4 separate regions of the Homo sapiens genome follow, and regions 2, 3 and 4 are each linked to region 1. Evidence: chromatin loops called from intact Hi-C (ENCODE). Cell type or tissue: mammary epithelial cell. All regions are shown on one strand. Links, peaks and the distances in the headings refer to the core of each region. The heading gives the core; the rest is flanking DNA.

What was found. A loop is a pair of places that touch in the nucleus more often than their neighbours do. Peaks named below come from ENCODE experiments on the same cell type or tissue, not always from the same donor. Only the 100,000 strongest peaks of a DNase experiment are listed, where the experiment ranks them.
Region 2: it touches region 1 in a loop (6-fold over the local background); 3 of 110 quality-filtered maps call a loop at or near these places.
Region 3: it touches region 1 in a loop (11-fold over the local background); 3 of 110 quality-filtered maps call a loop at or near these places.
Region 4: it touches region 1 in a loop (9-fold over the local background); 48 of 110 quality-filtered maps call a loop at or near these places.

Annotation. Positions count from the first base shown.
Region 1 is chr3:48,397,942-48,405,479 of GRCh38, reverse strand. It overlaps PLXNB1 (plexin B1), which reads left to right. Exons shown (of 38, transcript NM_001130082.3): 38 at 890-1,626. The coding sequence ends at 994. Among named protein-coding and RNA genes, the nearest start is that of PLXNB1, 28 kb to the left of the region's middle. In mammary epithelial cell, for the core only: a CTCF peak has its summit at 4,420 (motif pointing left); DNase peaks (open chromatin) are centred at 3,079 and 4,399; H3K27ac peaks cover 1,125 bases.
Region 2 is chr3:48,229,282-48,236,819 of GRCh38, reverse strand. No RefSeq gene overlaps it. Among named protein-coding and RNA genes, the nearest start is that of ZNF589, 8.1 kb to the left of the region's middle. RefSeq lists an enhancer at 7,134-7,538. In mammary epithelial cell, for the core only: a CTCF peak has its summit at 3,979 (motif pointing left); a DNase peak (open chromatin) is centred at 3,929.
Region 3 is chr3:48,191,596-48,199,133 of GRCh38, reverse strand. It overlaps MIR4443 (microRNA 4443), which reads right to left and starts at 2,570; the gene lies at 2,518-2,570. RefSeq lists an enhancer at 2,380-2,909. In mammary epithelial cell, for the core only: a CTCF peak has its summit at 4,525 (motif pointing left); a DNase peak (open chromatin) is centred at 4,483.
Region 4 is chr3:48,543,616-48,551,153 of GRCh38, reverse strand. It overlaps PFKFB4 (6-phosphofructo-2-kinase/fructose-2,6-biphosphatase 4), which reads left to right. Exons shown (of 14, transcript NM_004567.4): 2 at 920-1,036; 3 at 1,194-1,290; 4 at 7,508-7,538. MIR6823 (microRNA 6823) reads left to right here and starts at 1,133; the gene lies at 1,133-1,193. RefSeq lists enhancers at 1-58, 59-722. In mammary epithelial cell, for the core only: a CTCF peak has its summit at 2,236 (motif pointing right); no DNase peak of the experiment used is centred there.

The DNA.
Region 1 (7,538 bases), core at 1,564-6,563:
GTGGTTGTGGGGGCCAAGGGGTCTACCAGGGCCTGGAGATGGTGTGCATTTGCTGAGTTGGCAGCATGTTGGGCACGGCCAACATGCAAGTGCAGGCCTGGCTTGGCTGCATGAGCTGCGAAGAGGAGAGTCCAGGCACAGGGCCAGGGGTGTGAGGGTACACTGGAGCTGGTGAAGCTTTTTGGAGGATCCCTGGGCTGTGCCTGAAGAGCTGAGCACCTGCCAGTCAACCTGCTGGATGCCTGGTGGAATAGTCCACTTAGATGTTTGTGTGGCACCAGTGACATGGCTATTGCTGCTCAGAGATGAGGAACCTGTCTCATGGCCCACAGCCTTCCTCGGCATGGTGTGGGCCATGGCACGGGGCTTGGGGGAGGCAGGGTGTGATGCAGGCATGTCCCCTTGTGGAGACATAGTGGGCAGTAGCTGTTTTCCCAAGTGCTGCTGCCCTCCGGTTCCTACCGGTTCCCTTGGTGGCAGCCCCAAATTCGTGGTTCGTGTTTGATCAGTGTCTGTTTTCCCACCACGTGTCTGGTCATTCTTGGGTCTCTGCCCCTTGTCTGGCACCGGGCAGACAGGAACTTGGGAAATACTGTTGGCTGGCGGGTGGGTTAGCCAGGATGGCTGCAGCAGGGCTTCTGAGGAGCTCGCTACTGAGTCAGGTCCTTCATTTCCTACCTTATTCATCCTGGAACCCCGCGGTGACTTTGATGTTATTACCCCTCCCGCCAGCGAGGCCCTGAGGTCCCAGAAAGTACGTGAAGTGACCGGCTGGGTTTCTTGGCCTCCTACCCCACTCATGCCACAGCGTCTTAGGAGGGCTGTTGAATTTTGCAGCAAACACGTTGGCCAAAGAAGTCTCCCCTGATGGCATTGGTCTCTGTTTCAGATCATCACTGCCCTGGAGGAGGATGGCACGGCCCAGAAGATGCAGCTGGGCTATCGGCTCCAGCAGATTGCAGCTGCTGTGGAAAACAAGGTCACAGATCTATAGGAACCCAGGAGCCACGGCCTGCTGTTGCTTCAGCCTGGCCTGGGCAGCCCTGGAAGCTCGGAGGAGAGGCCACCTTCTTAGGTGCCTGTAGTGACTGACAAGCAGAGTTAGTGGAAGGTGACTCCCAGTCTCCTGGTGGCTCTGGCCTCGGCCCTGCTGGATCCACCTCCTAGACCCGGGGCCTCAAGGCTCATGGGGTAGTACCCAGCCTGCTCCCCGAGTCCAGCGACCCTGTGACACCGGTCTGCAGGGAGTTGGGGACTAAGGGCTTCCAGAGAGTGGCTGGAAGAGACTCCAGGCCCCTGGGGAGACTGTACTGTTCCTGAACACTGGCCTTGGCCACACTGGGATTCGGAGAGGAAGGAGGAGAGCCCCATGCTTCCTGTCTGCCTCCTCCACCATCCCTGACCTCAGTTGAGCTGCCTCTGGCCTTGTTGCTGCTGCCACATCCTAGGTCTAAGAGTTGAACGCCTCTCCTAGGCCACTACAAACTGACCCCTCAGCAGGGCTGGCTGCCACAGGGCTGCCCTGCCTCATAGGTAGCCATGGTGAGGGCTATCTGCTGCAGGGGGGTCTTGGGGAGAGTGGTGACTCCATTGACCCAGCTTTTCATTAAAGGATAACACACTGCACTGAGTCTGATGTGTGAGCCCGGCCTAGCCCCTGGCTACTAGGAGGACGGCAGCTATGCCCAGCAGGTACCAGGGGGAGGTGGTATCTATACTCTTGGGGAGTCTCATGGTTCCCCATCATATCCCAGACTGCAGGGCTGGCTGAGGCTCTCCTTGACGCCTGGGCAGGGTCTGGTGGGGTCAAAGCTTCCGTGAAGGAAGAACCCCATCTGGGGCAGGGCGGGTGACCGAGATAGAGGGGTCTACAGTCTCTTCAAGGGGGCCTGCTTTATCTGCAGTTTGCGTATTCTCACTTCTCCACTCATGTTCTATTTATCTTGAAAGGGACTAGGAAAGGATGACATAATTACAGGCAACTCTAGGCAGAGGGGGTCTCGAGGGCCATTTTCCATGGTCCTGTTCCTGGACTTAGGGTTTCTGTGTTGCCTTCCAAATCAGGGCATCCTAGGGCCGGCTCCTAAACTGTCTGCCTCCATGAAGGCCGCCTTATATGGTTCTTCCTGATTTGTACCTGGAGGTGAGCTTGGAGACTGTCTTATCTGGTCTCATGTTGCTAGTTGGGTCTGTAGGGCAGGGGGTTGATACTCCTCTTGACTTGAGACCACCCTCGGCCTTAGCAGAAGGCCAGCCCCCCATGGAACAGAAGAGATAGGGTGGCAGCTCTGCCTGGCAGATGAGAGGAAGGCCCTTCAGCCTTGAGGCCTTCAGAGGGATCATCCCTTTGGCCCTCTGCTTATCCTCCATAACCCAGTGACCCTTAGCATTTCCTCTCGTCTGGCACAGAGACCACAACCTCCCCTCGAGGTCTTCATTGAGTGTTTAGAGAGAGACAGACTGATAGAATTCCAGGAGGACTCCTATCCCCTGCCTTTTTTTGGCCCTAAATAAAGCCATCCACTGTAGGGTTGCCCCTACAATCCACAAAGTCCTTGTCCCTAAGGAGCCATGTTGGTCTTGTCTGTGCCGGGGGTAGTCATAGCTGCTATTCTTCGCTGTGGCTCCATTGTCCCTTCTTTCCCATTTCTGCCGGATGTGGGGACCACAGTCAGGTCAGCAGCCAGGTGCCATCATTTGGGAGCATGTGAGCTTGGATGCTCTGGCCAGGTTTTCATAGCCACCCAGAATGGTCCTGACTTTTCCCGTTGGAGACCATGGAATGGGTCTCCATCTTGACCATCTCTGGGAGCAGGGTGGATGGGAAATCCACTTGAGGGTGGACTTCAAGCAGACACAGAGGGAAGCAGCCTTGGTCAGCACCACAGACCTCGACAGAGCCATGCCTCTGTTCCAGAGGCCTCTCTGTTCCAGGTTCAGGCCCCTGCAGGTTTTAGGGGTAGGTGAAGGCTCCCGGGAGAGGGGGGCCATGTGCCTGCAAGCCTGGGCACGTGCCCGCGGGAGGGGTGAGTACTGAACGTGCTTTGAGTCACTCACTGAGTCATGGCTCAGCCGCCACAGAACATTGTTATAATAACAGACATAGAGAAGAAAAACCTGGCACAAGAAGATAGGAAATTCTGTCTTCACTCCAAACCATGACCAAGAATGGAGATTCCAACACCAGCAAGAATTTGTGATCGCTTAACTTGGGTCATGACCACAATTTCAGCATAGAACATTTGTAATTCAGTTTGATCAATCTTTTCCTAATTTTTATTAAGACTGCAACGAAAGTGTGCCCTCATTATTACATTTTTCACAAACCTGTTAGCATACAAAGGGCCTTTGTTTCTCATTACCACCCGGGGCTCCTTAAGGCGTTTTATGGAGTGATGTGCTTTATTAAAAAGCGTTTTCACCAACTTAAAAGTTGGAATAATTGTCCAAATGGTTACATGACCCAGGAGTTCTATATTTTTATTAATTTTCTGATACTGAAATAATCGTGCTAATTAAGATAACAGCTGAATTTATGCTGATGAATGTTGGAATTCTTAGAAGCCACCTGAAACCTTCCAAATGGTCAGGACCTGGATCCCACTGGCCAGTGCCAACAGGTGACTCTGGGTGGTGCTGGGGGATACAGGGAACCTAGCTGTGTTCTGCTTGGCACCAATGGCTGCTGATGCATGTGTTTCCTCCACCAGGTTCCCTAAGGATGCCACATTGAAGAACAAATACACCCCAAACTACCTAGGTCAGCTGACTGGCGATGTTTTATGGATCTCTCTTTAAAAGTGTTCTGTCGGCCAGGCGCAGTGGCTCACCCCTGTAATCCCAACACTTTGGGAGGCCGAGGCAGGCGGATCATCTGAGGTCAGGAGTTTGAGACCAGCCTGCCCAACATGGCAAAACCCCGTCTCTTCTAAAAATACAAAAAATTAGCCAGGTGTGGTGGCGGGCGCCTCTCATCCCAGCTACTCAGGAGGCTGAGACAGGAGAATCGCTTGAACCCGGGAGGCGGAGGTTGCACTGAGTCGAGATCGCGCCACTGCACTCCAGCCTGGGTGACGAGCAAAACTCCATCTCAAAAAAAAAAAAAAAAAAGTGTTCTCTGTCTTAATTAAGGATGATGGTTTATCCAATTCCAAATGTTTACCAAAAATCTAAGATAAGGATATCACCATGATGTTTGAAAGAGAATTTATGCCCTGGTTGTGATGTTGGGGTTTTATTGATAAGAGTTTCAGTTATCTGGATGATATGTGCACGTGTAAGGAAACAGAATGGTTTGCCAGTTGTCCAGGTGGCCATGAAGAGAACCTCTGGAGGTCTAGGAATGTGAAGCTCAGATTTTGGAAACCTGGTCCGGTGTCCTGGGCCACAGGTAAGTGGCTGAAGCTGGTGGTTTGCTGCCATCTTCTGGCCATAGTGTGGAATTTATCAGAAGCAGCTACCAATGAGGGTGTCTGGAGCTCTATAAATTGCAAGCCTGGGCAAGATAGCCAGACCCCATCTTTACGAAAACTGTTTAAAAATTAGCTGGGCATGGTAGCACACATCTGTAGTCTCAGCTATTTAAGAGGTTGAGGTGGGAGGATTGCTGGACTCCAGGAGTTTGAGGCTGCAGTGAAAGATTATGCCACTCCACTCCAGACTGGGTGACAGTGAGACCCTGTCTCTTCAAAAAAAGAGAGAGAGAAATCACAACAGTGGAATTCAGTAGTGCTGGAGCTTAGTGAGTAATCTTACCCTGTCTTTAACGTGAATTCTGGTTTTAGGGTGAGCTATGTCTTAGGACATAGTTGAGATAACAGTGAGTGACTAGTCAAGAAAACAGCCGGGCACAGTGGCTCACACCTGTAATCCCAGCACTTTGGGAGGCCAAGGTGGGTGGATCACTTGAGGTCAGGAGTTCGAGACCACCCTGATCAACATGGTGAAACCCCATCTCTACTGAAAATACAGAAATTAGCCGGGTGTGATTGTGTGCACCTGTGATCCCAGCTACTGGGGAGGCTGAGGAAGGAAAATCACTTGAACCTGGGAGGCAGAGGTTTCAGTGAGCTGAGATTATGCCACCACACTCCAGCCTGAGCTGAGATTATGCCACCACACTCCAGCCTGAGCTGAGATTATGCCACCACACTCCAGCCTGAGCAGCAGAATGAGACTCTGTCTCAAAAAGAAAACAACAACAACAACAACAAAAAACCAGAAACCACTCTAGGTGTTTCCAATGGAAGGAATTTAAATATAAGGGATTGATTATGAAAGTGTGTGAAGGACAAAAAGGGGAGTAGTTATCCAGCGGTGAGTGACTATAGAAGCCTCTGTCACCTATAAGCTGGCAAAGGGGGCAGCAGTGTTACCCACAGCCTCTGACTGCTGAGTCAGTGGCGCCCGTGGGAAGCCAGGAGCTGCATGCTGGCTGACGCTGCAGGTGCCTGGGAACCTGCTAACCTGGCCCCTCCACCCATGCTGGTGAGTTGGTGCTGCTGGGGCACCTGCTGCCCTAGTGAATGGGTGCCACCAGGAAGAGAGGATTCAAGCCTGTCTTGCTCAAGACCTCCTCCACCACCAGACTTGCCTCAAGATCTCAGGCCCAAGAAGCCCCAGGGAGTGGAGTGACAGGAGCCTTGCTCTGGGAGGCAGGAGACCTGGATTCTAGTTCCTCCTCCTCTCACTGACTGGGCCTCTGGAGAGAAGGGCAGGGACATTCTGGCATGTGGCAGGAGCCACTCTGTGTCATGGGGTTGGATCCCAAGCTGGCACCTGGCAGGATTTAATGAAGAAACATTTATCAAGTGCTGGATCAGTCCAGCTCCTGGCAGGAAACTGACAGCATGTACCAGGAAAGATGCAGCTGGAAGAGAGTTTAATGAGGGGACTACTTACAGAGCTGCAGGCTCTGGGAAGCCAATAAGGGATGGTGAAGCACAGCTGTTACCAGTCCTGGGCTCTAGGGGTAGGGACAGAGTAGTCATCAGGACCAGTGGGGCTGTGGCTAAAGGTGGAAGCTTCAGAGGGAGGATGCTGGGGGAATAATTACCCTGGCCTCTTGTTCCTCCCCACTGCCCAGACTCCTGCCAGCCCGTCCCGTTGGCCAAGCCACCTGAAAGCCAGAGGGCAGGGGAGCCTGAATGGCAGGGCAGCCTCTGGACTGCTGAGTGGTGAAGAAGTGGGCAGAAAACTGCCTCTGGCCTGAGGACCTGCTGTCCTGGGAGGCACCTAGCAGGTGCTTTGTCATTCAAGGCCACAAGGTCACGGCCATAGCAGTACTTGGTTTCCAGCCCCCTGGCTTGCAGAATTTTCCACCGCACTCCATGCCCTAGTGCTCCTTGGGCGGTGCTGCACTGTCCACCTGAAGGACCTTGGAAACACCAAATTTTGGGGGCTGACTGGGCCTCTTCACCTTATCTCCAGGTTGGGTGGGATGCTGGGTGTGCAAATAGGGACCCAAGGAAGACTCCACACTACAGGCTGTGTCTACAGCTTCATCTCAGGGCAGAAGTCAGCAGGGCCAGGCACAGACCCATCCGGAGCTGGGGGAGGGGCAGGACGCCTGGTTCTCTACACCCAAAGAAATGTGTGTGGGGCACTCCCAAGCCCCCACGCAGAGACAAACCCTCGCGCCTGCGCCCAGCCCAGGTTGCTGACTGGAGTGGAGGCAGCAGAACTCTGTGTGTGTGTGTGTCTGTGTGTTTGATGTATATGTTTGAAGTGTGTGTGTAGCATTGGGGACAGGCAGAGGCTCTGCTCAATGGGGAATGATGTTCTGGTGGAACACCCCATGGACTTGGAGCTTGAGAAGTGGGCTTTGGCCAGGCCCTGGCACTGACCACCTAGGAACAGTCATCTTTTCCAAGCTTCTGGTTCCTCTTCTGTAAGGTGTGAGTCCCTAACCACCTTTCCAAAGACAGCATCCTGTGCAAGCTGTCACGGGAGGGGGAAGGGCCCTGGTGACCCTCAGGGCCTCTAGAGCCTGTGGGCAAGAGCTGGCCCTCCATGCCAAGGTGCCAGGCCTAACCCTGGTGAAGAGTGACCCAACTGGGCGACTGCCTGAGGCCTCAGAGGAGGACAAGGAGAAGGTGCACAGCAGCAGGGTGCACACCTTGCCCTGGCCTCTCCTAGGGTAGAGGACGGTGTGAGCCCCCAGAGGCTGTCATCCAGCCTGAGAGGTTTCTTGGCTCTTCCTCCCATGCCCAGGGTTCTCCCAGACTGCAGAGCAAGATCCAGGCTCCACACAATGCCAGAGGCCCTGCCTCTATCTTCTCTCTGGCCAGCGGCCCTATCGCTAACCCCACACATGAAGGATACTGCTTTGGCATCATCGTTTGTGAGGGCCAGGCTGGGGAAGGGTGGAGAGAGTGTCCTTCCCTGGGGAGGCTGAACCCAGGGAGATGGAGTGACATGCCCCAAAAACACAGCAAGTGGGACTAGAACCCATGTCTCCAGATGGAACCCCAGGCTCCCACTGCTCCATGCTGTGCAGGTTACACCTCCCACCCTGCCGCTCTCTCCGGGGGCCTCAG
Region 2 (7,538 bases), core at 1,479-6,478, 170 kb after region 1:
ATTCACTGCAGTTAAAGTCTTGCCTGAGAGGCTGCATGGTTATGTGCAAGGTCACAGGATAGAGCCCTTCCCCTCTTCCCCTACTGAAGTGGCCTTGTTGTCTGGGGTGACATCTGAGGTCCTTGGTCTCATAGTCACAGGGATCAAGGACATGTGACACACACAGAGGGTGAGGTTTAGAGCAGAACTGTAATAGGCAAAAGAAAGAATAACTCTCTGCTACAGAGATGGGTCCTGGAAAAATAGGCTGCTGATGAGCAGTGAAATGCTAGGGTTTTTATAGATGAGTTGGTGGGGAGGTGGTATCTGATCTGCATAGGGCGCAAAAACTGGTTAGGACCAGGTGTACCATCTGCATACAATGTGAATCTCTGGCAGCCTCCACCCCAATCTTTTATTATGCAGGTGGGTCCTCTGCCTAAGCAGAGAGCTACTCCTTGTTGCTTATTTCTTTCTCACTGTGCACATGCTAACAAAAAAGAGAAAGTGGAGCCCCCATGCTAGACATGCCTGGCCCCAGGTAGCCATTTCTATCAGTGCAGCTGCCAGCATCCCCCCGTGCAAGCTTCCAGCTTCCTTATCTATGTTTGCAGCCCAATCTTTCAGGCTGTGCTTTGTTAGAAAAGAAGTTATTTCTTGGGCTGCTTTTTGTTAGAAAGGGAAGTTCTGCCGAGGACTCTTTTGCCCTCACTATCTGCCTAAAATAATGTAGGCCTCAAATGACCTCAAATGATCTGCCCGCCTGGGCCTCCCAAAGTGCTGGGATTACAGGCGTGAGCCACCACGCCCAGCCAGAGTTTTAAACTAGCTTGTGTTTCACAGACAAGTATAGGCCTGACATTCACACATAAAGTAGTAGCAGTCTCAGCAGCAGCATTTTGCTGAAGTGGGATCAGGGTCCAATAATCATTTAAACTTAGGACATTGGGCAATTGCTATAGTCTATGGAAAATCTATAAAAGAGTTCAACAATTATAGATTGAGGCTTAAGAAAATTATATCAGTGCCTAGAAAGTTAATCTTGTTCTGTCATCTCTAGTGGAGGCTGTTCACTCTTGCAGTCAGCAGTTGTCAGAAGATTTCTAAGAGTCCTTAGATTAAGAATCTTTTTTTTTACTTTTTTTTTTGTCTTAGTCCATTTAATGTTGCTATAAATAGATAAGAATCTTTGGCCAGGCACGGTGGCTCACGCCTGTAATCCCAGCACTTTGGGAGGCCAAGACGGGTGGATCACCTGAGGTCAGGAGTTCGAGACCAGCCTGGCCAACATGGTGAAACCTTGTCTCTACAAAAATACAAAAATTACCCGGACGTGGTGGCAGGTGCCTGTAATCCCAGCTACTTAGGAGGCTGTGGCAGAAGAATCGCTTGAACCCAGGAGAAAGAGGTTGCAGTGAGCCAAGATCAAGCCACTGCACTCTAGCCTGGGCGACAAGAGCAAAATTCCATCTCAAAAAAAAAATCTTTATTGGTCATCAAATATTAATCCTGACCCAGCAAGAGCTCAATGACTGCACATACCCTTACCTCAAAAAGCCAGCAAGAAGTCAGGCAATGCAACTTTTTATCACCACTACGGAGAGTTTTTTGTTTTTTTTTTTTTTTTTTTTTTGAGACAGAGTCTCGCTCTGTCACCCAGGCTGGAGTGCAATGGCGCAATCTTGGCTCACTGCAACCTCTGTCTCCTGGATTCAAGTGATTTTCCTGCCTTCACCTCCCAAGTAGCTGGGACTACAAGTGCCCACCACCGCACCCAGCTAATTTTTGTATTTTTAGTAGAGACAGCATTTCGCCACGTTGGTCAGGCTGGTCTCAAACTCCTGATCTTAGGTGTTCCACCCACCTTGGCCTCCCAAAGGGCTGGGATTACAGGCGTGAACCACAGCATCCGGCCTCTGGGGTACTTTTTACTGTAAAAGTAGCCCATTGTTGATTAGACGTGTTCAGGGAATCTAAATATGTAACATAGTCCATCTAAGAATCCTCGAATAGTCTGGCCCATGTCTATTGTGCAGACAGGGATAGCACCCCTGGTTATGCACCCTGGAGTTCCCTTTGTCACCCAACTGTGTAGCTGGCAGTCAGGCACACTTGCCAGACTTCCTTAGCCTCCCGTGCTGGAATCACTATGCCAAATTTGGCGATGCAGTCCTGAGTTGCAGATGGATTACCATGCCTTGTGTGATAGTATGTCCACATGGCCGTGGTCCTTACCTGGCCAGCATGGGTCTGTTTAACTTGTCGATTCCATCGATGTTCATCTTTGAATGGTCGTTTTTCATGGGCAGCCACAAGAGTCATGAACGGGGCTGTGAGTCCAGTGTAGTCTGCTGCCACAGTGTTCATCCCTAAAAAGACCTCAGTCTTTGAGACTTAATCATCAAGATGCCCCACTGCCAGGCACCAGACCACATTGCCAGTCCATCAGCTACTCCCCACCAGTCAGTGAAAATGTTAACAAGATGAATTGTAGGAGATATTTTCCAGAGCAAACACCACAACCCAGAGCTCTGCTCTCTCTCTTACTCTCTCTCCCCTTTTCCATTGCAGTTTAAAACAGATTTCCGGCTGGGTGCGGTGTCTCACGCTTGTAATCCCAGTAATTTCGGAGGCCGAAGTGGGTGGAACACCTGAGGTCGGGATTTTGAGACCAGCCTGACCAACATGGTGAAATCCCGTCTCTACTAAAAATACAAAATTAGCCGAGCGTGGTGGTGGGTGCCTGTAATCCCAGCTACTCAGGAGGCTGAGGCAGGAGAATTGCTTGAACCTGGGAGGCGGAGGTTGCAGTGAGCCGAGATTGTGCCATTGCACTCCAGCCTAGGCAAGAAGAGCAAAACTCCATCCCCCCCAAAAAAAAACAAACCGATTTCCTGGAGGCTGAACAGCTGCAGTGGCCCAATGCACCCCATCAGCCTTTAACAGAGCTGATGTGTCCCTGAATCAGGCCCAGGCATTTTCAGAAACAGTGGTGTACCAAAGCCCCCAGGAAGCTCTGGCACAGAACCCCACATTTGAGACAGCCATATCTAGAAGGTGACTAGCCACTTTTTCCTGCACGTGTTAAACTGTTAAGGGAGGAGACAACCCCTTATACTGTCTTATGCCCAATTTCTGTCTCCAAAGAAAAAAGAAGTGAAAACTAAAAGGCAGAAATGAAATCCACAGGCAGACAGCCTGACACCATGCCCTGGGCCTGGTAGTTAAAAATCAACCCCTGACCTGCTTGTGTTATCTATAGATTCCAGACATTGTATGGAAAAGCATCGTGAAAATCCCTGTCCTGTTCTGTTCGGTTCTGATTACCAGTACATGCAGCCCCCTGTCATGTACCTGCTGCTTGCTCAATCGATCGATCACGACCCTCTCACATGGACCCCCTTAGAGTTGTAAGCCCTTAAAAGGGACAGGAATTGCTCACTTGGGGAGCTCGGTTTTTGGAGACATAAGTCTGCCGACGCTCCCGGCCAAATAAAGCCCTTTCCTTCCTCAACTCTGTGTGTGAGGGGTTTTGTCTGCGGCTCTTCCTGTTACACTCTTAGTTTATTTCTTTTCTGGGAAAAATCCGTTTTGTTGGTGTTTTCATTTTTGACCCTCTCATGGATGTCAGGGCATAATAACACCTGCTGTTGCTTTGTTAGTCTCTCAATGTCCACTAACAGCCAATAACAAGCCAATAATTTCCTCTCAAAAAGGATATACCTGGTAGTGGCATCAGACAAATGCTTTATCCACGTCCACAGGGGGATCATTGCTTAGCGGCTACATCTTTTTGCCACAGGCTCCAGTCTGCATACTTACCAGTCACCCACACTCTTAATGTTAAGGCTCTTTGGGACTAATTGGCTGAGTGGGAGGGCAGTCCACACAGGGTGTCGGGTTTCCTTTAGCACTTCTGCCTCTCCTGGCTCTTTAGTGGGTAGAGTGCCCCCGCACCGTCCCAGCCTTGTATTATATGCTGCTTTACTGCCATCGTGTGGCCTGGTGGGCTCCCAATTGTGCACTTGTCCCACTGCCACTGTCCTAACAGTGGCCTTTCCCCATTGGGAGCATCCCTTGAGGTCAGGACAAATATCACTCATACTGAAAGCATCTATTTCCACGATACATTCGGCAGGATCAGCTACTTGGGTCTGTGAAATGTCCATTGAATAAAACGTAACAGATTAGTTTCAAGGGCCACAGTGGGGCCAGAGTCAACTGAATGGACGGAAACGCTTTAAAACCTGAATAAAGGAAAAACCTGGGAAGAAAAGTACAGCCATTAGCCTGGAGTGGGTGGAGGTCAAAGATCGCTGCAGATGCAGGTGGGGACAGACTCCTGTGTAGTATGACCAGTTTTTTACTAGAAGATAAATGGGCCAGCTTTTGACAGGAGTTACAAGTTTGGCATGCAGCAGTAGTGTTAATACTGGGAACACAGAGTTCTTACTTTGTAAGAGGCAGCAATTGTTCTTTGACTGCCGGAGAGATTAGCCTTGTGAATCCACCCATGTTGTTTCAAGAAATTTTAATTGGCAAGCAGTCCTCTGAGTTTTGTTGGGGTTTACCAGTCACCCATGCTGACTGCTGTTAACACAGAAAGTAGACATTTCTGGCTTGCCAATGAACAGAACATCATTTATAGCATTGGACATCAAAGCAATTTTCTCTAACATTTTATGAGCATTTAAGGTTCAAAGATGTAATACACTGTTAATACCAATTATACATTTTTACACACAATGAATCCACCCAAACCACATAGTTAATTTGACTTTTTTTCTCTGCACTGCAAGTTTTGTCCAAACTCTATCAAGTCCTTTTTTTGCAAAAACACAGTTTTACACAGGCACTCCAGCTGCCAGGAGACCACCTTATCTCCTCAGCTGGGAGTTCAGGGAATGCAGGGCAATGCAGAGGAGGCAGGCCCCCAAGGAGGTTTTTATTCTTTAAAGCAGCTGAGATCTGGAGTGAAAACAATAGAGAGATCAGGGAATATGCATGCACCAGTAGGCATAGTTTTGCACTTACTGTTGGTTTTAAGTGTCTGTGATGGTTATGTGGTTTTATTTTTATTTATTTTATTTACTTTATTTTTTTTTGAGACGGTGTCTTGTTCTGCCACCCAGCCTGGAACATAATGGCATGATCTCGGCTCACTGCAACCTCCACCTCCAGGGTTCAAACGATTCTCCTGCCTCAACCTTTCGAGTAGCTGGTACTACAGGCGCGTGACACCACGCTCGGCTAACTTTTGTATTTTTAGCAGAGACAGGGTTCCACCACGTGGGCCAGGCTGGTCTCGAACTCCTGACCTCAAATGATTCGCCTGCCTCGGCCTCCCAAAGTGCTGGGATTACAGGCATAAGCCATCGTGCCAGGCCATTTTTTTCTAATTAATTAATTTTTTTTTTTTTGAGACAGACTCTTGCTCTGTCTCCCAGGCTGGAGGGCAGTGGCACAATCTCGGCTCACTGCAAACTCTGCCTCCCAGGTTCAAGCAATTCTCCTGCCTCTGCCTCCCGAATAACTGGGATTACAGGTTATTTTTAGTAGTGGGGTTTCGCCATGTTGGCAAGGCTGGTTTAGAACTCCTGACCTCAGGTGATCCACCCACCTCTGCCTCCTAAAGTGCTGGGATTATAGGTGTGAGCCACCATGCCCAGCCGGTTAAGTGGCTTTAGAGTATACAACTAAACCCTTTAGGGCCAAGGCAGAAAGCCACATATCTCACCAGAACCCTCCCAGGAGATATAGGGAGGCAAGTTGGAAGTGGCCTAGGGGAGCAGCTACTCACAAGCTTCTAGGCTCTCATGTCCCAGGAAGGACCACAGGGAATTCTGCCAAGATTCAGATTAACTGTGGTTCAAGCTGGACGTGGTGGCTTACACCTATAATCCCAGCACTTTGAGAGGCTGAGGTGGATGGATCACCTGAGGTCAGGGTTCAAGACCAGCCTGGCTTACATAGTGAAACTCCGTCTCTACTAAAAATACAAAAAATCAGCTGGGCGTGGTGGCAGGCGCCTGTAATCCCAGCTACTTGGGAGGCTGAGGCAGGAGAATCACTTGAACCTGGGAGGCAGAGGTTGCAGTGAGCTGAGACCATGCCACAGCACTCCAACCTGGGCCACAGAGCAAGATTCCATCTCAAAAAGAAAAAAAAAATGTGGTTCAAAACTTGCCTGCATGGCCTATGTGGATATGTGCAAGGTCACCAGGATGTTGTGTTGAAGCTGTTCCCCAAAGATATCAGATACCACATAGTCTCCAAAACTCCACTTAAGAGCTATTTAGAGAGAGAAAAAAATATATCTTACCTCACAGACCCACTGAAAGTCTCACGTTGCCCCCAGGGGTTCCCAGACAATACCTGGAGAACAGCTGCTCTATGCTGTAGACCAAGGGGCAGAATGGCTGGTTCACAGGTGTACATATATTCATATTTATTAGGTACTTCCAAATGGCTCCCCAGGATGGCTCCACCCTCCACAACTTTATCAATGCTCAGGATTGTCAAGGCTTTTTAATGTGTCTTAATTTTTAAAAAAATTTTTTAGAGATGGGGGTCTCGCTATGTTACCCAGGCTGTTCTAAAACTCCCGAGCTCAAGTGATCTTCCTGCCTCAGCCTCCCAAGTAGCTGGGACTACAAACACATATTACCATGCTTGGCATGTGTCTTGATTTTATAATCAGAAAATAGAACAGTATTTAAAAAATATGTCAGGCTGGGCGCGGTGGCTCATGCCTGTAATCCCAGCACTTTGGGAGGCAGAGGCGGGTAGATCACGAGGTCAGGAGATTTCCATCCTGGTTAACACAGTGAAACCTCATCTCTACTAAAAATACAAAAAATCATCTGGGTGTGGTGGCAGGCACCTGTAGTCCCAGCTACTCAGGAGGCTGAGGCAGGAGAAGGGCGTGAACCCAGGAGGCGGAGCTTGCAGTGAGCCGAGATGGCGCCACTGCACTCCAGCCTGGGCGAGAGTGCGAGACTCCATCTCAAAAAAAAAAAAAAATATGTCGGGGTTGGGAAATAATTATTTCAATAAAAGGTGCTGGGTCAATTAGATATCCGTATGAAAAAAGAAAAAAAGAAACTTGATCTCTACCTCACATCATCAACAGAGGTGATCTCACCAACATAATATGAAGAGAGAGAAGCCAGGAAAAAGAATATGTATCATATCATTCCACTTATTTAAAGTTCAAAATCAAGTCTGGGCGTTGTGGCTCACGCTTGTAATCACAGCACTTTGGGAGGCCAAGGCGGGCGGTTCACCCAAAGTCATGAGTTCAAGACCAGCCTGACCAACATGGAGAAACCCCGTCTCCACTAAAAATACAAAATTAGGTCGGGAACGGCGGCTCACACCTGTAATCCCAGCACTTTGAGAGGTCAAGGTGGGTGGATCATGAGGTCAGGAGATCAAGACCATCCTGGCTAATACGATGAAACTCTGTCTCTACTAAAAATGCAAAAAATTAGCCAGGTGTGATGGCACGCGCCTGTAGTCCCAGCTACTTTGGAGACTGAGGCAGGAGAATTGCTTGA
Region 3 (7,538 bases), core at 1,707-6,706, 210 kb after region 1:
CAGCAGAAACAGTCACCCACCAAACAGTTCTTTTCTTTTTTTTTTTTTTTTCTGAGGCAGAGTCTCGCTCTGTCACCCAGGGTGGAGTGCAGTGGCATGATCTCAGCTTACTGCAACCTCTGCCTCCTGGGTTCAAGCGATTCTCCTGCCTCAGCTAAAAATACAAAAAAGTAGCTGGACATGGTGGCACACGCCCTGTAGTCCCAGCTACTCAGGAGGCTGAGGCAGGAGAATCTCACCACTGCACTCCAGCCTGGGCAACAGAGTGAGACTCTGTCTCCAAAAAAAAAAAAGAAAAGAAAAAAAGAAAGTACGGGCCAGGTGTGGTGGCTCACGCCTGTAATCCCAGCACTTCGGGAGGCCGAAGCGGGTGGATCACCTGAGGTCAGGAGTTTAAGACCAGCCTGGCCAACATAGTGAAACCCCATCTCTACTAAAAATACAAAAATTAGCTGGGCGTGGTGGCATGCTCCTGTAGTCCCAGCTACTTGGGAGGCTGAGGCAGGAGAATCGCTTAAACCTGGGAGGCAGAGGTTGCAGTGAGCCAAGATAGCACCACTGCTGCACTCTGGCCTGGGCGACAAAGCGAGACTCTGTCTTAAAAAAAAAAAAAAATTGTACATAGCAACTTTTTCTTTTCTTTTTTTTTTTTTTTGAGACAGAGTCTTGCTGTGTCACCCAAGCTGGAGTGCAGTGGCGCGATCTTGGCTCACTGCAAGCTCCGCCTCCCAGGTTCACGCCATTCTCCTGCCTCAGCCTCCCGAGTAGCTGGGACCACAGGCACCCGCCACTACACCCGGCTAATTTTTTTGTATTTTTTAGTAGAGACAGGGGTCTCACCATGTTAGCCGGGATGATCTTGATCTCCTGACCTTGTGATCCACCCGCCTCGGCCTCCGAAAGTGCTGGGATTACAGGCGTGAGCCACCGCGCCCAGCCCATAGCAACTTTTTCACAACAGTCAAAAGGCAAGAACATCCAAAGTGTTCATCAACATGTCCATGAAACTGTGGTACATCCATTCAATGGAATGCTGCTTGTCAATAAAGAGGAATGAACTAACCATACTTGCAGAAACACAAATAAGCCTCATAAACATTGCACTAAGTGAAATAAGCCAGATGCAAAGGTCACATATGGGATGATTCTATTTATACAAAATGTCCAGAAAGGACAAAACTATAGAGATAGAAAGTAGGGGCTGGGCGCAGTGGCTCACACCTATAATCCCAGCACTTTGGGAAGCCCAGGTGGGCAGATCACCTGAGGTCGGGAGTTCAAGATCAGCCTGACCAACATGGAGAAACCCTGTCTCCACTAAAAATACAAAATTAGCCGGACGTGGTGGTGCATGCCTGTAATCCCAGCTACTCGGGAGGCTGAGGCAGGAGAATTGCTTGAACTCGGGAGGTGGAGGTTGCAGTGAGCCGAGATCGCGCCATTGGACTCCAGCCTGGGCAATAAGAGTGAAACTCTGTCTCAAAAAAAAAAAAAAAAAAATTAGCCTGGTGTTGTGGCACAAGCCTGTAGTCCCAGCTACTCAGGAGGCTGAAGCAGGAGAATCACTTAAACCCAGGAGGCAGAGGTTGCGATGAGTCAAGATCGAGCCACTGCACTCCAGTCTGGGCGACAGAGCGAGACTCTACCTAAAAAAAAACAAAAAAACAAAAAGTAGGTCAGTGGTTACCAGGGGCCTGGGTTAGGAAGAGGAGACTAACTGCAAAGGGGAGTGAGGGAGCATATTTGGGACAATGAAAATGCTCTGTGTCTGGATTGCAGTGGTGGTTACACCATTTAGAACATTTGTCAATGATCATAGAGGTAGGTAATTTACATCTCAATTTAAAAAGTTGCGAGGTAGGGAGGTAAGTGTTGGTAATGTGTGGGGATGTCTTCCCAGGAAAGAGCATTGCTTCCTGTACTCACTGTCTTCCACGGCCAAGCCTGAGCTCACATGAGTGGGGTCTTGATCCCCCTGAAGATGACAGAAAGGTATGAAGGTGAGGAAGAGGAGTAGCCCTGCAGCACCTACCTCGCTGCTCACTCCCGGAGGCTCTGAGTGTACACAAGGGAGGGAGGCCCAGGCTGCACTCAGGAGACCACCAACCCAGCCTGAGACAAGGGGCAAGATCCTTCCCATCTATGCATTCCTGTTTCCTCCTCTGTGAAATGAACACGGGGGCTGCATTGGATGAAATGGAAACTTCTTACAGTGTGTTCTATGGAACAGTGGTCTGCAAAATTCTCTGTGAAAAGGGTTCCTCATGCAAGGAAGTATGTGAAACCTCCCTCCTGCTGTTTCTTGAAGACTCACAATACACCACTTGCTAAAGGCACTGAGTAATGCCACAGAAAAGGAACCTGTTTCACTCTGATTAACCCTGATTTCTTCAAATCTGTTCCCATTTTCACAGAACATACAAACATCCCAGGAGGCCTGGGGCATGCCTTGGAGTCTGGATCTTAGGCTGGAAGGATTGGAATGGGCCTAGCCCCAACTCCTTCTGGGGCAAGCATTGCTCAGGGCTAGAAAGGGATAGGTTCTAAAACCCACGCCTCCAACCCCCACCATGCCATCCCTTTATCCTTCCCCATACTGCACTTTGCTTAATATCAACCAGCCATCAGCAGGATGGTGCAAGAGGCTCTAACTCAACCAGGACAGGAAGGAATCCAGGAACAATTCACCTACCAGAGGCCCAAGGATTGAGAAAGGCCGGGACTGAGCAAAGACAGCACAGGTCCAGCTTGCGCAGGTCTCCAGCCCCCTCCCAGCCCCCAGCACAGGGTGTTTCCTCTCCTCTGAGTCTGTTCTGTGCAGGGGCACAGCACCCAGGTATAAGCTGTAAGGAGGGCTCAGATGCTGCCTAGGAACTCTGCCTTCCAGAAGGAGGGCCCCAGGAAACCTCACAAGAAAACTTAGCCCTTTGAAATGAAATCCTCACCCGATTCCAGAACCTATTATGGCTCCCTACCACCCCAGTGGCCTCCGTTCACTGCCCACTGGCTCTGACCTAACTCATCATCTCCATCTACCGGGGAATCACCTTCCACAGAACGTTAAGGTTGGACACCACTCAAAGCAGTGTTCAGGGCCGAGCACGGTGGCTCACGCCTATAATCCCAGCACTTTGGGAGGCCGAGGTGGGCGGATCACGAGGTCAGGAGATCGAGACCATCCTGGCTAACACGGCGAAACCCTGGCTCTACTAAAATTACAAAAAATTAGCCGGGTGTGGTGGCGGGCGCCTGTAGTCCCAGCTACTCGGGAGACTGAGGCAGGAGAATGGCGTGAACCCGGGAGGCGGAGCTTACGGTGAGCCGAGATCGCGCCACTGCACTCCAGCCTGGGCGACAGAGCGAGACTCCGTCTCAAAAAAAAAAAAAAAAAAGCAGTGTTCATGTGTGTAGCGTCATACACTCAGTAGTGTGTGTCAGTAAAGAGGAATGAACTAACCATAGATGCAGAAACACAATTAGCACAGGGGTGGGGTGAGGGGGACAGTGAGGATTAGCAACACCTCGAATTTCTTTCTTTTTTTTTTTTAAATATTGAGACGGAGTCTCGCTGTTACGAAGGCTGGTCCGGAACTCCTAGGCTCAAGTGATCCTCCTGCTTCAGCCTCCTAAAGTGCTGGGATTAGAGGCATAAGCCACCACACCTGGCCAACCCCAGGAATTTCTCCGGTACATTTTATTTCAACCACTATCTCTACTACTTACTCTGTTTTCTCTTGCTGATGCCTCTGTGTGGGAGACCTGCCAGGGGCCATTACTCCCATTTTCTTTTCTTTTCTTTTTTTTCTGAGATGGAGTCTCACTCTGTCGCCCAGGCTGGAGTGCAGTGGCGCGATCTCCGCTCACTGCAAGCTCCGCCTCCCGGGTTCACGCCATTCTCCTGCTTCAGCCTCCCGAGTAGCTGGGACTACAGGCACCTGCCACCACGCCCAGCTCATTTTTTTGTATTTTTAGTAGAGACGGGGTTTCACCGTGTTAGCCAGGACGGTCTCGATCTCCTGACCTCGTGATCCGCCTGTCTCGGCCTCCCTAAGTGCTGGGATTACAGGCGTGAGCCACCGCGCCCGGCCATTACTCCCATTTTCTAGAGGGGTACAACTGAGACCAAGAGTCGTCAAGAGGCTGCCACAGGCCAGGCTGGCTCACACCTGTAATCCCAGCACTTTGGGAAGGACAGGGGGGTGGATCACTTAAGCTCAGGAGGTTGAGGCTTCAGTGAGCCAAGAGATTGCACCACTGCACTCCAGCCTCAGGTGACAGAGTGAGATCCTGTCTCAAAAAAAAAAAAAAAAAGAGTCTGCAACATAAGATAAAGGGCCAGCTGAGACCAACAACACAGGTGTAAGGCTCCTGGCCCTGAGCATGTCCCACCTTGCAGAAGGCTCTGGAAACATCCCAGAAAGAGGGGTGTATTTGGTTTCTCACACGTGTGCTAAGCTTTATTCTTTTCTACCAGCAACTCTCAATTCGTTCCCAAATAATGGTCTCCTGGGAATATAGTGCCCTCCGGTGGCCTTCCTGGGTGCTACATCAATGCCCTCCGATGGGAAGAGTGGGATGAAAAGTCCTTCCTCAACCTTCTGGGAAGAGAAAAGAACCCTAGGAACCCACCTCACCACCCCAAGCCATAATCCAGTCTATCTTCCATGGGGAAAAGGAGGGGAGGAATGATGGCTTCTCAGAGACTCTTTCTAAATCCACTGCCTTCAGGATAACATTCAAAGTCTTATTCTTTATTCACTCCACAAACATTTCTCCTTGTCGCCATGAGCCAGGCTTTATGCTGCTGCTGGGAACAAGGGACCATAGTGCCCCGAAGGAGCTCCCAGCTCCTGCAGGAAGTCCAGGGCCGGCCTCTCCTGCTATGCCTGGATGCCTGCTTCCCACCTTCAGAGGCCAATAGCTTCCCTCCATCATGACCTCTCCACGGCATCATTTTTTTTTACTTTTTTAGGAGCAACTGGAGAGAGGAGGAAAATCTGAGAGTGGTGCTCTGAAAACCTAGCAAAGCGAATGTTTCTAGGAGTGGCCAAGCATGCAGTGAGGATGATGGGTGGCTGCTGGGTGGAGTAAAGCTAGGACTGCAAATTGGTCACTGTATTCAGCAAAATGAAGGTTCCCGGAGAATTTGACAAAAGCCGTTTCCACCCTGGCACAGTGGCTCATGCCTGTAATCCCAGCACCTTGGGAGGCCAAGGCGGGCAGATCACTTGAGGTCAGGAGTTCGAGACCAGCCAGTGAAACCCCATCTCTACTAAAAATACAAAATTAGCCAGGCGTGGTGGCGGACACCTGTAATCCCAGCTACTCGGGAGGCTGAGGCAGGAGAATCACTTGAACCTGGGAGGTGGGAGGCGGAGGTTGCAGTGAATTAAGATTGCCACACTCCAGCCCGGGCGACAGAGTGAGACTCCATCTCAAAAAAAAAAAAAAGCCACTTCCATGGAGTGGGGAAAATCAATGTCTGATGACAGTGGGTCCAAGAGAAAATGTGAGGAGAGAAATTAGAGACAACTTTTTTGAGGAGTTTTACTGTGTTTTGTTTTTTGGGTTTTTTTTTTTTTTGAGAGGGAGTCTTGCTCTGTCTTTCAGGCTGGAGTGCAGTGTCCTGATCTCTGCTCACTGCAATCTCTGCCTCCCGGCTCAAGCAATTCTCCTGCCTCAGCCTCCTGAGTAGCTGGGATTACAGGCGCCCACCACCATGCCTGGCTAATTTTTGTATTTTTAGTAGAGATGGGGCTTTCTTTTCTTTTTTTTTTTTTTTTTTGAGAGGGAGTCTCGCACTGTCACCCAGGCTGGAGTGCAGTAGTGCCATCTCCACTCACTTCAACCACCGCTTCCCAGGTTCAAGCAATTCTCTTGCCTCAGCCTCCCAAGTAGCTGGGATTACAGGTGCCCACCACCACGCACCACTAATTTTTTGTATTTTTAGTAGAGATGGGGTTTCACTATGTTAGCCAGGCTGGTCTTGAACTCCTGACCTCATGATCCACCCATCTCGGTTTCCCAAAGTGCTGGGATTACAGGCGTGAGCCACCATGCCCGGCCAAGATGGTGTTTCACCGTGTTGGCCAGGCTGGTTTTGAACTCCTGACCTCGGCCTCCCAAAGTGCCGGGATTACAGGTGTGAGTCACTGTGCCCGGCCAGGAGTTTTACTGTGAAGGGAAGGAATGAATATAGTTGGAGGGGAAAGTGGCATCAAGGAAAGGCTTTTTATCACTAATAATAAACATTTCATTGAAATACACCATTCATACAGAACAGCTAACAAATCTTGAGTGTGTAGCTCAATGAATTTCCACAAGGTGAACACACTCAGGTAACCAGCACCCAGATCAAGAAATGGAAAGTGGCCAGGTGCAGTGGCTCATGCATATAATGCTAACACTTTGGGAGTCCAAGACGGGAGGATCGCTTGAGCTCGAGAGTTTGAGACCAGCCTGGGCATCATAGTTAGACTCCCGTCTCTAAAATTATACATATATTTTTTTCTGAGACAGAGTCTTGCTCTGTTGCCCAGGCTGGAGTGCAATGGCATGATCTCAGTTCACTGTAACCTCCGCCTCCTGGGTTCAAGTGATTCTACTGCCTCAGTCTCCCAAGTAGCTGGGATTACAGGCGTGTGCCACCACACCCGGCTAATTTTTTGTATTTTTAGTAGAGACGGAGTTTTGCCATGTTGGCCACACTGGTCTCGAACTCCTGACCTCATGATCCACCCACCTCGGTTTCCCAAGGTGCTGGGATTACAGGCGTGAGCCACCATGCCCAGCCAAAATAAAAAATAAAATTTTTAATTAGCTAGGTTTATGGGTGCATGCCTGTAGTTCAGGCTACTCAGGAAGCTGAGGTGGGAGGATCACTTGAACCCAGAAGTTCGAGGCTATAGTGAGCCATGATCATGTCACTGCACTCCAACCTGGGCCACAGAGCAAGACTCTGTCTCAAAAAGTGAAAAATAAATAAGAAACAGAATATGACCAGTTGCCAATATCCCCTTCATGGCCCCTTGCAGTCACCACCATCTTTCTGAAAGGTAACTAGTACCATAACTAACTTTTTTTTTTTTTGAGACGGAGTCTCGCCCTGTCACCCAGGCTGGAGTGCAGTGGCTCAATCTCGGTTCACTGCAACCTCCACCTCCTGGGTTCAAGCAATTCTCATGCCTCAGCCTCCATAGTAGCTGGGATTACAGTTGTGCACCACCATACATGGCTAATTTTTGTGTATGTATATATGTGTGTATATATATGTTTGTGTATATTACATGTGTGTATATATGTATATTACATATGTGTGTATATATGTATATATACATATATATGTATATGTATATATACATATATATGTATATGTATATATACATATATATGTATATGTATGTACACATATATATGTATATTATGTATATATACACATGTATGTATATTATGTATATATACACACATATATGTGTGTGTGTGTATATATATATATATTTTTTTTTAGTAGAGATGAGGTTTCACTATGTTGGCCAGGC
Region 4 (7,538 bases), core at 151-5,150, 150 kb before region 1:
AGCCAGCTGGGAATATAGGGGGCTGTATTCAGATCCTTCCGTGCCTCTAGCCTGGCATCTTCTCTGGCTGGCACACTGACCTGTGGCACATGGATGGTGGTGGGTGGGCTATCAGAGGGACTGTCCTTGTGGGCATCAGTCTGGGTCTCTGGTCTCAACCCCTTGTGGTCCTTACCCTGAGAGACTTCTAGATGCCTCCCTCCCTGATCCTGCCCACAGTTCCTGAGCACCAGCGCTGTGCCAGGCCCCAGGGCCCTAAAGGGCTCAGATACCACAGGGCTTCTTCTGCTGTAAGTGATCAGTCTAGAGAGAAGAGTGTCATTAGTGAGGTGACCAGGATTGAGGGTGAGGGGTGTTCCCGGTGGCCATGGAGATGCCTTGGGGAAAGGACTCATTGAGGAAGTGACTTTTTAGCTGGGCTTTGTATGATGAAAAGAAGTTCACCACAGGGAGGGCATGCAGTGGGGCTATGTGTTCTGGGAGCACTGAGTGATGGATGGGGTGGGAGAGATGTAAAAAGGTTAGGGTATGGATTCCTGGATGACAGAGGCAGGGTGTTGATTACCCTGCTGGGTTTTGGTCCTGTCCTTCATGCGGTGGGGACCCCCCTAGCCATGTTTAGCCAGTGGCAAGTTCGGTTGACTTTATGCCTGGTGGTGCACATCAGGATGAAAAGGGCTGGAGAGATCCCACTGTGTCTGCCAGAGCCCAGGCGGGCCTGGGGAAGGGGGACATGCCAACGGTGGCTTGAAACCAGCATCTGGGGCCACTCCAGGAGCTGTGTGGGGATGCTAGGAAGCCAAGAAGATACGTCTGATGCCAGTCCCATGCCCTGAGGCTGAGAGACCACAGGCTGAGAGGGAGGGGTGCGCTGGGAGGGTCCCAGCCCTCATCTGACACTGTGCTGCTTGCCTTTTAGTGTGCATGACCAACTGCCCAACTCTCATTGTCATGGTGGGCCTGCCCGCCAGGGGCAAGACCTACATCTCCAAGAAGCTGACTCGATACCTGAACTGGATTGGTGTGCCCACTCGGGGTGAGGCTTGGCCCCAGCTGTCTAAGGGGAGCTTTGTGGGGCATGACGAAGAGAATAGAGAAGGCCTATTCTCTATTATTTGGCCTGGGGTTGGGTCAAGGTCAGGGTTGGTAGGGGTTGCTGTTGCTGTGAAAGCTGAGCCTCTCCTTCCCTCCAGAGTTCAATGTTGGCCAGTATCGCCGGGACGTGGTCAAGACCTACAAATCTTTTGAATTTTTTCTCCCCGACAATGAAGAGGGCCTGAAAATCAGGAAGTAAGTATATGTGTTGGGTGTGGGGGGAGAGGTTGCTGGGGGACCCAGTGTGGAGAAAGCTAACACATTACTGACCATTTACTGAGAAGCCCCTGGAGTGGAGCTGCTGGTGAATGACTGAGCTACTCCTGAGCCCTGGCCTTGCCCAGCCCTGATGGCTGTGTGACAGGGCTGTGTGACAAGGCTGGTCTCTGGATCTCTCAGGATGTGGTGGGGGTGGGAGGTGATGGGTTTGGGGATGAGAGGAGAGGGTGTGTTGTGTGGCCTCCTGGTGGCTGGGCCATTCCTGCCCTGGGGTTAAGGAACCCTTGGGAAGGACAGAGCTTCAGGGAGGTAAGAGGGGCTCAGCCCATGCAGGTCGTTGGAGCTGCTGCCTGGAGGTCACGCTCGCTCACCCCAGCGCCCCGTGGGGATGGCTGCTGCTGGGGAAGGGAACCTGAGTGAGTGCAGGCATACAGGCCTTAGGGATGGAGCTGGGGGTGGGGGGCTTCCTCCCTTGCCCCAGGATAAGCTCTCTCCTGTGTATTTGGAGCATGTTCTTGGTGTGTGATTGCTGGTGCGATTGGCTTTGCATTGACATCTCCTAGATGCTGCTGGGTGAGTCGTTCACACTTCTGCTGTTACTCTGGAGATAGAAATATGTATATGCTACCGCCCCACCCTCAACAACTTTCAGACTTGAACTGAGTCCTTTCTTCAAGGAACTGAGCACCAGCTGGTGGTCTGAGCAGCCATGCTGTGCTTTTCTCAGGAGGTGTTAGCTGTGGTCTTGAGAAGCCCCTTATCAACCTAGGGTGGCAGAGACTTGCTCTTGGCCCAGCCATCAGGATAGGGCAGTGAGCAGAGGTTGACCCAGCTCTAGTGACTTCCCCAAATCAAGCCCAGTGGCTACCAGGCTGCCACTGGGGTCCACACTAGGCTACCCGTTCCTTCTCTGGCCACCAGGGGGCAGGAACTCCCTGCTGTGGGGCTTGGACCTTCAGACTGGAGACTGCCTTTGTTCTTGCATCGGTGTGGCTGGGCCAGGCTGTGGCACCAAGAAGGGAAGGGGAGCCTGATATTCAGGTTTCTATGGCCAAATTGTGGGTAAAAATCAAGGCTGGACCCTCTGGTTATATTGAGCCAGATAAAAAGTAGAGGACTAATGTCTGAACCTACCGTGTGCTGGGTTCTTGATGCCCATTGTCACCCCCTACTTTTACAGATGAGGAAACTGAGGCTCAGACAGGCCAGGAGTCTCGCACAAAATAGCAAGTTTACATCAGCGCCCAGACTTGAATCTAAGCCCATCCACCGCTAAAAAGTGTCCATCATTCCAATATTCCTCAATAGGTAGGTCAAGGAACATCAAATGCAAATTTTATTTATTTATTTTAAAAATTATTATTATTTGTGTGTGTGTGTGATGGAGTCTCACTCTGTCGCCCAGGCTGGAATGTAGTAGTGCAATCTCAGCTGACTGCAACCTCCGCCTCCCAGGTTCAAGCAATTCTTCTGCCTCAGCCAACAACCCCAAGCTGTGGACGCTGATAGCCTACTGTCTGATCTTCCCAGCAGCTTCTGTGGTGGGCGGTGCCTCACTTTTCCAGATGCTGGGACCAAGGCCAGAAAGTGATGGGGGTGCCTTGGGTCACTCAGGGTTTGAATTTGAAGTCCGTCCTGCCTGAATCCATAGTGTTTGTGGGGAGAGTCTGCCAGCTGTTCCACTCTGGCTGTCCCCCTAAGGTAGGGATATTTGGGATTAATTCAAATGAAGAGACCTAGACTCAGAGAGGTTGGGAAGCTAGTCCAAGGTCACCCTGCAACAGAAGCTGGGGACAGGCTCATTGCTGCCTTTCTGCAGGCATACCCTCTGGCTGCCCTAGAAACCCTCTCTGCTGTATCCGAATCCTGGCTCTGGCTGGGCCACAGGGCCATCTCCTATTAATCAGCCCAAAATTTCCCAATTAGCAAAATAAAAGGACCAGAGTTTTTAAAATGGAAAACCTGGGAAGAGACAGCTGCATTTCCCAGAGGCCCAGTTACTCACACAGTGTTGAGGTCCATCTCTGACACTGGACACAGCAGAAGATCTAGAAAAGTGCGTGCAAGGCCGGGTGCAGTGATTCACGCCTGTAATCCCAGCACTTTGGGAGGCCGAGGTGGGTGGATCACTTGAGGCCAGGAGTTTGAGACCAGCCTGGCCAACATGGCAAAACCCCATCTCTACTAAAATTACAAAAATTAGCCACATGTGGTGGGGCGCCTGTCATCCCAGCTACATCAGGAGGCTGAGGCATGAGAATTGCTTGAATCTGGGAGGTGGAGGTTGCAATGAGCCAAGATTGCGTCTCTGTGCTCCAGCCTGGGTGACAGAGTAAGACTCTGTCTCAAAAACAAAGTGTATGCAAGGGCATAAGTACACATATTCTAAACAGGCACACTCATACTCCTGCACACAGTCCTATACCACACACAAGCCCCCTATGCACACACACACGTGGGCACATGCATGCATGTGCATACCTCATAGGCACACATCCGGACATGCGTATACCATATGCACAGGGTACATACACATGCACACCCCCTGTGTACACAGTCACGTTATACATAAGGGTATATGTACATGTGTGGGCACCTACACATATAAATACTTGGGCTCACTTAAGCCACACGTAATTCAAGGGCCATTACACACACGAAGGCGCACATGTTCTCACCCTGTATATACACACACACCTGAGCACGCTCATACATGGTGTGTAGGGGGTCCCCAAGACTGCCCTCAGGTTCAGTGATTTGCTAGGGTGACTCCCAGGACTTGGCATATAGCTGGACTCATGGCTAAGACTTAGTACGGCAAAATGACACAAAGCAAAATCAGAAAAAGGGGCCTGGGGTGAAGTCCAGAGGAAACCAGGAGCGAGCATCAAGATTTTCTCCTCATGGAGTCACACAGGACGCACTTAATTCCTCCTGCATTGAACATTGACAACATGTGTAAAATGTTGTCTGCCAGGGAAATTCATCAGAGACTCAACGACCAAGGTTTTTACTGGGGGCTGGTCATATAGGCACCCTGTGCCTAGCATGTACCAAAATTCCAGACTCCCAGAAGGAAAGCAGATAATCAACATAAACCATGTTGTTTGTATAAACAGTCTATGCACAGTGAGCTCCTCTTATAATTCAGGGAAAGTTTCATATCACTAGAGGGAACTGTTTACCATCAAGTTCCCCAACCCTGGCCAAGGGCCAACCTCACAAGCAGGCCTTTCGAAGGGGACCATTCTCATACCTGCTGTGTTAACTCTTCCACACACATGCAGTCACCCACTACACATGAAGGTGGGTGCACACACATATGCATACCTCAGAGTCATGTGTGTGGGCACATATACGCTTGTGTTCACCTGTATGCACATGTGGATCTGTGCACATGTACACACCAAGCATGATCGCATATGTTCTCACACAGTCACATGGCACATGAAGACATGTATACACACACACCATGTGTACACACATGGTCACCCCCACATGCATACTCTGTATATGCTTGGACACACACACACAAACTTATACACATGGGTGCATGCACACACATCCTGTGTGCACACATGTGGGCACACTCACTCATACCTGTGCCCATTTAGTCACATACCGCACACAGGGGTTGTGCACGCTCGTGTGTGTGCACCTGTGCTCATACATGGGCCCAGGGAATACTCACACAGGTACACTCACAGATTTACATGTACACACTTGGGCACAACACACACATAACCACCCACACGTGTGGATTCATGCACATATGCATCTCTTCACCCCATTTGCACTCTCTTATACACACACACACACACGCACACACACAGGCTCCCAGGCTCTTCCCTCAGCATCTCCACCGGGGCCCTGAGGTCTCTCCTGCATGGTGGTGTCATGGCCAGAGCAGCCCACAAAAGAGATCTTAGCCCAGAACGTGGGGCTCTAAGGAGAAATGTCCCTACCAATGCCAGTTACCTGGACTCTCAGAATTCAGATGTTTTTGGCATGAGGAAGAAAGCACTTTGAGGCTTTAACTGGAAGACCCATTGGGGCACAGAAATGGTTACAAGGGCTGGACATAGTAGCTCACATGTGTAATCCCAATATTTTGGGAGGCTGTGGCGGGAGGATCACTGGAAGCTAGGAGTTAAAGACCAGCCTGGGGAACATAGTGAGACCCTGTCTCTTAAAAAAAAAAAACAAAAGAAAGAAAAGAAATGTCACAAGGAGCCGTAAGAGTAGAGCTCTTTTCAGTGCCCTGGACTCAGCTCTACCACTGATTTCTTTGTGGTTCTCAGATCAGCTTCTGCCGCTGTATTTCAGGCATATCGTCCTGATGAGAGCCCTTTGACTTTGACATGCTGGGAGTTTAAACACAAAATCCAAAGATCAACAAAGCCAGGAGGGCTGGGCACTGTGGCTCAAGCTTGCAATCCCAGCACTTGGGAGGCTGAGGAGGGTGGATCACCTGAGGTCAGGAGTTCAAGACCCACATGGCCAACATGGTGAAATCCCATCTCTACTAAAAATACAAAAAATTAGCTGGGTGTGGTGGCACATGCCTGTAATCCCAGCTACTCGAGAGGCTGAGGCAGGATAATTGCTTGAACCCAGAAGGTGGAGGTTGTAGTGAGCTGAGATCATGCCACTGCACTCCAGCCTGGGCAACAAAGTGAGACTCTGTCTCAAAAAACAAAAAACACAAAGCTAGGAGATCTAGCTTTACCCTTACATAGAAAAAGGGAAGATAATAGATAAAAAGGTAATTTATCTATCTCCAGACCTCATAGGATAAATTGATGAGAATAATCCTGGCTGGGTGCAGTGGCTCGCGCCTGTAATCCCAGCACTTTGGGAGGCCAAAGTGGGCAGATCACTTGAAGTCAGGAGTTCGAGACCAGCCTGGCTAACATGGCGAAACCCCATCTCTACTGAAAATACAAAAATTAGCCAGATGTGGTGGCACGTGCCCATAATCCCTGGTACTTGGGTGGCTGAGGCACAAGAATTGCTTGAACCTGGGAGGCAGAGGTTACAGTGAGCTGAGATTGCACCACTGCACTCCAGCCTGGGCAACAGAGAGTAAGACTCTTGTCTAAAAAAAAAAACAAACCTTCTGTGTCAATCCACTTTGCAGCAATAAATGAAAAAGCTGAGAACTTAAAAAGATTGTGTAAGCCTGGGCAACATAGCAAGACCCCATCTCTAAAAGAAATTTAAAGATTAGCCAGGTGTGGTGGCATATCCCTGTAGTTTCAGCTACTCTGGAGGCTGAGGCAGGAAGATTGCTTGAGCCCAGGAGTTTGGGCTGCAGTGAGGCATGATCCCACTGCTGCACTCCAGCCTAGGTGGCAGAGCGAGACCTTATCTCAAAAAAAAAAAAAAAAAAAAAAAAGATCTGAAAACTGTATAGTCAGTGTTTGGTCATAGGTGGGGGATTCCCATTCTGGAGGGTATGGATATGATAGAAGAAGAGATGCAGAACCCTCCCTCAGAAGGGGTGGTTTGGGGAACTCTCTTTCAGGAAAGAAAGTTGAGCACTAAGCCTAACACTGCCCGAGGGCCAGCCCTAGTGTTCCTCCCATCCCCACCACCAACTCCTGACATGCACACAAGAAAACGGCTGCTTTTAAAAATGCTTATTTTGAAATATAAAAATTAGCTGGGCGTGGTGGTGCACGCCTGTAATCCCAGCTACTCAGTAGGCTGAGGCACGAAAATTGCTTGAAACTGGGTAGAAGTTGCAGTGAGCCGAGATCGCACCACTGCACTCCAGCCTGGGTGACAGAGCGAGACTCAGTCTCAAAAAAAATAAATAAATAAATAAAAGGCGGGCGGGGGGGGGCTTATTTTGATAATCAGGGAAAATATATGACAATTAGAAATCATGAATGTGGCACAATGACAGCATGGATTTGTGCACAATGAGAGGATGAGGGAAAATACAGAAACGTAGTGCTTAAAAAATGTTCCTAATAGCCAAGAGTGTATAGCCTTCCACCTCACAGGAGCAGAGTTAGCCAAACACTGAACATTATCCTAAGGAAAGAGAAGGGAAACTTTGAAAAGAGAGCAAGAGACCTCGGGGCTGTTCCTTCTCCTGTCATGTCTCCTCCTGTTGTGTGTCCCTGGCCACCCTCCTGGAGCCAGGGTCGGGTGCTGGGCTGACCCTGTGTTTTCTCTCCTGAAGGCAGTGTGCCCTGGCAGCCCTCCGTGACGTC